2 separate regions of the Homo sapiens genome follow, and region 2 is linked to region 1. Evidence: chromatin contacts called from ENCODE Hi-C or POLR2A ChIA-PET data. All regions are on one chromosome and are shown on one strand. The core of a region is the stretch at or near the end of the contact, and the rest is flanking DNA. Distances in the headings are between cores, read along the strand shown.

Evidence for each region. A loop is a pair of places that touch in the nucleus more often than their neighbours do. ChIA-PET counts read pairs that join two places held with the same protein, here RNA polymerase II (POLR2A). Pooled maps may share reads with other maps.
Region 2: a loop to region 1 is called in a map of ascending aorta, with 13 times the contacts of the local background. The contact joins two enhancer-like sites. A Hi-C loop is called at or near these places in 19 of 168 maps with a recorded cell type or tissue (CD4-positive, alpha-beta memory T cell, Caco-2, IMR-90 and 16 more) and 22 of 50 pooled maps. POLR2A ChIA-PET finds 5 or more read pairs at or near these places in 2 of 52 experiments (AG04450 and MCF 10A).

The regions. Positions count from the first base shown.
Region 1 is chr2:189,346,126-189,349,149 of GRCh38, reverse strand. It overlaps a transcript of COL5A2 not described here. Among named protein-coding and RNA genes, the nearest start is that of WDR75, 94 kb to the left of the region's middle. Within about 2 kb of position 1,494, at least 6 of the 41 ENCODE cell types and tissues checked have a DNase peak (open chromatin) inside an H3K27ac peak, as active enhancers do; they include ascending aorta, where a contact is called at or near this core.
Region 2 is chr2:189,410,322-189,413,345 of GRCh38, reverse strand. It overlaps a transcript of COL5A2 not described here. Among named protein-coding and RNA genes, the nearest start is that of WDR75, 30 kb to the left of the region's middle. Within about 2 kb of position 1,390, at least 3 of the 41 ENCODE cell types and tissues checked have a DNase peak (open chromatin) inside an H3K27ac peak, as active enhancers do; they include ascending aorta, where a contact is called at or near this core.

The sequences.
Region 1 (3,024 bases), core at 245-2,744:
ACACAATTATGTTATAATATAGCTTTTGTGTTTTGAGAGGGCTAGGGGATGTGATCCAAAATATGAGAAGTTTTTATTTATAATGGAGAATGTTGGGAGATTATGTTAGTAATTGGGTCCAGCTATGTTATACAGCTTTGAAAAAATTATTTAATTTTTCTGAGGCTTGGTTTTCTTGTCTTTAAAATGTTGTGAAGATTAGAAATAATGTTCTTAGAGCATCTTGCACAGCTAAAATACAGTAGGCACTAAAAATGATGGCTGGTAACAGAATCTACAGCTAAAGAAAAAGTAATAAATTGTCTTGTTTGTGAATTGATATCTGTGTGATGTGCATGCAGCTGCTCACATTTATGTTGTCCACAGCAGACCCTGCCAATTAGTCAGCACTCTTTTCCATGGAGTCTGGGTGCAGCTTATGAGTTACAGCAATTAACTCATAGGCAACTATTGCCAGTTAACCCAAGAAGGGAAATGAGTTGCATCCCATTTTTTCATCCCTCATATAGCCTCATCCTTTCATTTTACAGAAGAGAAAACTAAGGCTCAGAGAAGTTATGTAATTTCCTCAAGATGACACATTGAGGCATGGTCAGAACCTTGTACTAGAAGTCATAACTCTTACTTCAGTTCTCCATCAGCTGAAACATCTGTCTGTTTTGTTCATCTTATTTCATAACTAGAACGTGTACTAGCCAGAACTCTTAATTCAGTTCTCCATCAGCTGAAACATCTGTCTCTTTTGTTCATCTTCTTTCATAACTGGGGTAGAGATTCATATAATTTGCCATTTTTTTTCTAGAGCAAATAAATTAACTCATGATTTTCTTGAGGTAATATTTGTGGGTTCATATAAATGAGCCACACTGACCACTTTACACTGGTGATAATATGTTTTTTTAAATATCAAAAATATATTTTTGATTCAAACCTTATGTTCTCTTGCCTTTCAGAAAGGAAAAAGGAAGAAGCAGAGGGTCAGCAGATGTTGAAAGAGGTATAATCAAGGTAAACACTTAGCTAGGAAGTGGTTTCCTAAGCAAGGGTTGCTCTAAAAATTTCCCACATACCCTCCTTTGGTTGTTGGACTTTTATTTTTTTTTTCTGGTCTAAATATTATGCTGTAAATTTTGGGTTGGAATCTACTGAAGCTGGCAACAGTTAAATTAATCCTTCTTTTCACTGAAAACATGCTTATGCTTGCTAACAACTGCAAGATTAATTGGGACTTACTTAGCCAAAGGAAAAACAGGATGTGAAAAGACAATGTGAAGTTTCTGTCTCGTCACTTACTCCCTCTGTCCCTACTGTTTTTGTTTGTTTTAGTTACATTTTCAAACATTCTCTCATTTTCCCATGTTCTGTGTTCACCTTAGAAAATCTTCTAATAGCACAGATGACAAACAGGAGTTCCAGAAATGCTGACTCATCACAGCAGAAGGCCAGTGGTTTGGCAGGAATCTTAACTTGCAAATGTCAAGACTGGCCCTTTTAAAAATAAGTCCATGGCAGCAGATGTCACTATTGGTCTATCTTAACTCTGGGGCACTTGTTGACAAAGCAAATGCCATGAGCCTAGAAGCCCAGTAATCATAGATTTTAGACATTTCATGATGACTTGTGGCACCAATATAATGGTCAATTTCTCATACCTGAAACCTAATTTAATTATATAGAACTTTTAATATTATGATTATTGTATTTTAACATTAGTGTCATTTTTCCTTTTTTAACATAAATCTTTTCCATGAAGTCCATATTTTTTTCTTACCTCCCTCTTTCTGCTTTCTGTTCCTAATCATGGGACAACTTTCTCTTTTCTGCTTATATGTGCTTATTTGTTCATGTAAGCGTCCCCATAATTCTCATGTTTTGCAAGATACTTTCTTCAATGTTAATTTTTGTGCTATTAACTACAATGCAATTAACCTTTACTTTTCTTAAAAAGCAAAGTTGTGCAAGTAATTTGCCTGCTGTCTCTCAGCAACGTGTCCTCCTTTTTTGACACTAGTTTGTAATGCTAGGGCTGTGACTTTGCAGATTTCATACCTCTGATTCCCTTGGCAGCTTTTTGAAAGTATTGGAGTGAGACTTGAAGTTATTGAGGAATGGGGATTGGAAGAGGAGACAAGACTTCCTTCCTGTTTTAAAATTTGTTTTATTCTTGCTGGCTTCAACTCTAAAATGGCAGTTCTCCTAAGCGTTAGTTGGTGGCCTCCATTGTGGAAGTGGCTCCAGCCTCCAGTTCCTGTTGGCACTTCCAGAAATGCCTGAACATTTCCCTCAGAGAGCCAGCAGCAGCCAACCCAAGCCTCTTCCTTAGAGCACCAGGTCTGGTGGCTCCTCCTCCTGTTATCCCCATCTTTTCCCATTTATTTCCCTAACCTCAGGCATTGTAGCTACTTCCTGAGTTACCTTTATGTGACTTTACTTATTCAACCTTCTGACACCTGTGAAACCAGTTTCTTCCATTAAATCCTCTCTGTTGGAAACAATTTGGTTTCTGTTTTCTAAACTTGTCTAATATATCTGTACATAGTCATATATATTTTAAATTATATGTAATGTTAAAAATAGTAAAAGCAAATAAATTAATTCCATTGTGTTTCTGATTTATATTTTAAAAATGCTTTTTTGATTTGGGCTTTTAGCATGTCATATATATGTGACGATTTTGATGGCTTGATATGGAGTATATCTTATGAAATGTATACATAGCTCCAAATGTCACCAAAGCAAAAATTGGTATGAACATTGATAGTAATTTTTCCTTGCAAAAGGATCTTATCCTGGAGTTCCAGTTAGGTTTTACAATTACTGAAATGACTTGCTGTCTATTTTCTATCCTTGTTTAGCTCATACTCCATTAAACAGAAAGCAAACTAAGAGCTGGAGAGATGAAGAGACTTGGTCAACATCATACATGTGAGTGGTTGGAAACCTGAGGTGGACCCCAATCCAATTTTCTTTACTTTGCCTCAAGCGGCCTATAGTTGCTCATGATTTTAGATGTATCCATTGCAA
Region 2 (3,024 bases), core at 141-2,640, 64 kb before region 1:
TGATTAGAGGATCCTAACTGCTGGAGTATTCTCTGTTTGGGAAATAAGTTATTTTTACATACATTCATAGATGTTCATGTGGCAGAGGAATTATATCTACAATGGGAAAAAATTTGTATGTTGAATCAATAGCTTCCCTGATCTATAGGCTAAAATCCAGGCTTCTTGGTCTGGCAATAAAGGCTTGTCATAAATTGACCCGACCTATCTTTCTAATCTATTTTCTTTGTTTTGACTTCATAAACTTCACTATAGAAATTATTCTGTGAATATTCATTAAAGATTCTACATCTGGACCTTTACTTAATGTTACCTCTACCTAAAATGCTCTCTTGCTTTCATACTATCTATCTAACTCTCTTCTAACAGCCATACAACTTTTCCATTCTCTTCCACGAACATTCTCAGGCACCTTTCTACTTTCCACTCAGAGAACTTGGAAGTTTTCTTTACGACTCACTGCCATCCAATTATATGATAATTCTTGAGTCGCTGCGTATTAGTCCTTGATTTTTCTATGTTTTGATGTTAAGAGATGTGTGCTCTTTGAACACAAGACAATGTATTGTTTTTCTAGGTAACATAATACAATGCTTCCTACATTGTTGGCTCCTGTTTACTATCAATTGATTGGCAATTCATTGGTATGTAAATGACATTGCAGAAGATCTTGTATTCTTCAAGTTTTTAATGGTATTTTCATACTAGAGATCTGAGCTGATGTTGATGGCTTCAGAACCAAGTGTGAAATTATTTAGAAACTGAAGCCACAACTGCAAAAATACAGACAGACCACATGGTGGCAGCAAAGGAGCATCATTATTTTTGCAGGTTTGCATTATGCTTGCCTAACCAGAGATTATAATTATTCTGTTAGTGAATCAAAAAATATTGTAAATGTCTAATAAATAAACTTAGTGGAATGTTATAGAATGAGTATTTCTTAATATAAATAAATGCAAAAAGATCTTTGGATTTTTAGTGGTCTTTATGTACAAAAGTATTTCTTGCATCTTAAATTCTAGAACTTCTCCATATTGTTTCTCAATTATATTCCTCTTTCTCACTGTCTTTTCCCTCTCTACTATAAACATTTCACGAACGTTAGGATGATGTTTTGTGACATTTGGATTTTGGGACTGCGGCTCACAGGATATTGTGCTTGTAGAATGTGGACCTATACAAATTCCAGCTGGTGATAGTACACGTTGTTCTTTTGCAGACAGGCCTCTTCTTAGGCATGATGCCTAAGTTTAATTTCCATGTGTAAAGTCATACTTAAAGTATGTAAACTGAAACAGATGTTAGTACTCTGAGAAGGCATTTGGTGCATGAAGAAACAGTTCCCTAGCTTCTTTTTCCACTCCCACTATTTTGGAAGCCCCTTTCCATAGAAAAGGGCCTCTGGAGAATCGTCTAGTGTCTTTGACCCCATTAGTATGTAGCAATTCATTCCTGGGAAACTGTTGCTTGAAGTAAATGTTAGCTAGTACTTGAAACTCTTTTCTTAAAAACAATATGATTTTCTTTCCTATAAATGCCAAGTTTTGTTTAACTGTTTTTTAATTAGAAAGCTGTTCACCCTAATCATGTGCTTTTTAAAAAAAATCAAACAAGATCTTATTGATATTATCATTTGAGTAATAACTCAGAACTTCTATTTTCCCAAAGACTTGCAGTAATAGTCAGATGTTGATTCAACACCTATATAACTTCTTACTGCTATAGTTCCAAATATTAAAATGCTATATTGATATGTGAAATACTTTGAAAGTCTACCGACATCTGAATTGTGCTGGTGATAGTTCATAGATTTCCAACCATGTGATAATTTGTGCTTCTGATAATTTTCCAAAAAAAAGTAGGTGGAGTTATTAGAATGAACACCTAACTACTTTCTTTTCCTTCTTGCTCTGCCCTTCCCTTTCTCTTTTAAAAGATATTTGTTGAGATTCTATCTCAGGTATTGTGCTAGAATAAAAAAAACGATTGAAGCAGGTCCTAGTCTTAAGGAACATTCGTTGTAACTTAGGTTTAAAGCACATAGACATCAAATCATAATTTATTATTATATTGGCAAAGAAAAAAATCTGTCAGCACAGAAGAGCCAATCTATATTTCTGAGAAAATAAAGAAGACTTTACAGAGAAGGTGATATTGGAGTTGGGCGTCAATATTATTAATATCATCATTTAAAGATGGAGGATAATTTATCTAGGCAGTAAAATGGAAGGTATTTTCCAGGTAGCAGAATGAAATGAGCACTAGTATGATGGGTTTGGGAAACATAAAAAAACACTGATACGGTTTTCTTAGAGACACATGGAGGGAGTAATTCGGTGCTGAGACTAGAAAGAAAGGATGAGGCCAGATTTAGTCATGCTTAAACAGTTGGAAATATAAATGCAAAATTTTCTTTAATTTAAAGTTAATAATTATAATTTTAAAGTACTTTGACATATTACTTCAAGAGGATAATATGTGACCATTTGTACTGTAAAAATTTAGTTATTCTTAATGTTACTGAGTTACCTTCTAATTGCATTCATAAAATACATCAATTCACTAAAAATTTAGGCAATTGCATATATATTCACATAATTTTTGTTTTGTTATGTAAACATAAACAAGCCTTGAGTTTGTCTTTATATCAAATCACTAAAGTCCATATATCTAACTTCTAGATTAAAAAAACAAAGCATTATTGAAAAATGTGGCAGATATATGATTATAATGCTCTATTAGTGTTTATTTGATAATTATTTGGTCTTTTTTTTTAAGAGACAGGGTGTCACTCTGTCGCTCAGGCTAGTGTGAATTGGTGTGATCATAGCTCATTGCAGCCTCGAACTCCTGGGCTCAAGCAATCCTCCTGCCTCCGACTTCCCAGCAGCTAGGACTGCAGGTATGCACCACCATGCCCGGCTAATTTTTTTTCATTTTCTTGTAGAGATGGGGGTCTTGGTCAGGCTGGTCTTGAACTCCTGGCCTTGAGCAATCCTCCCAACTTGGCCTCTGAAAGCT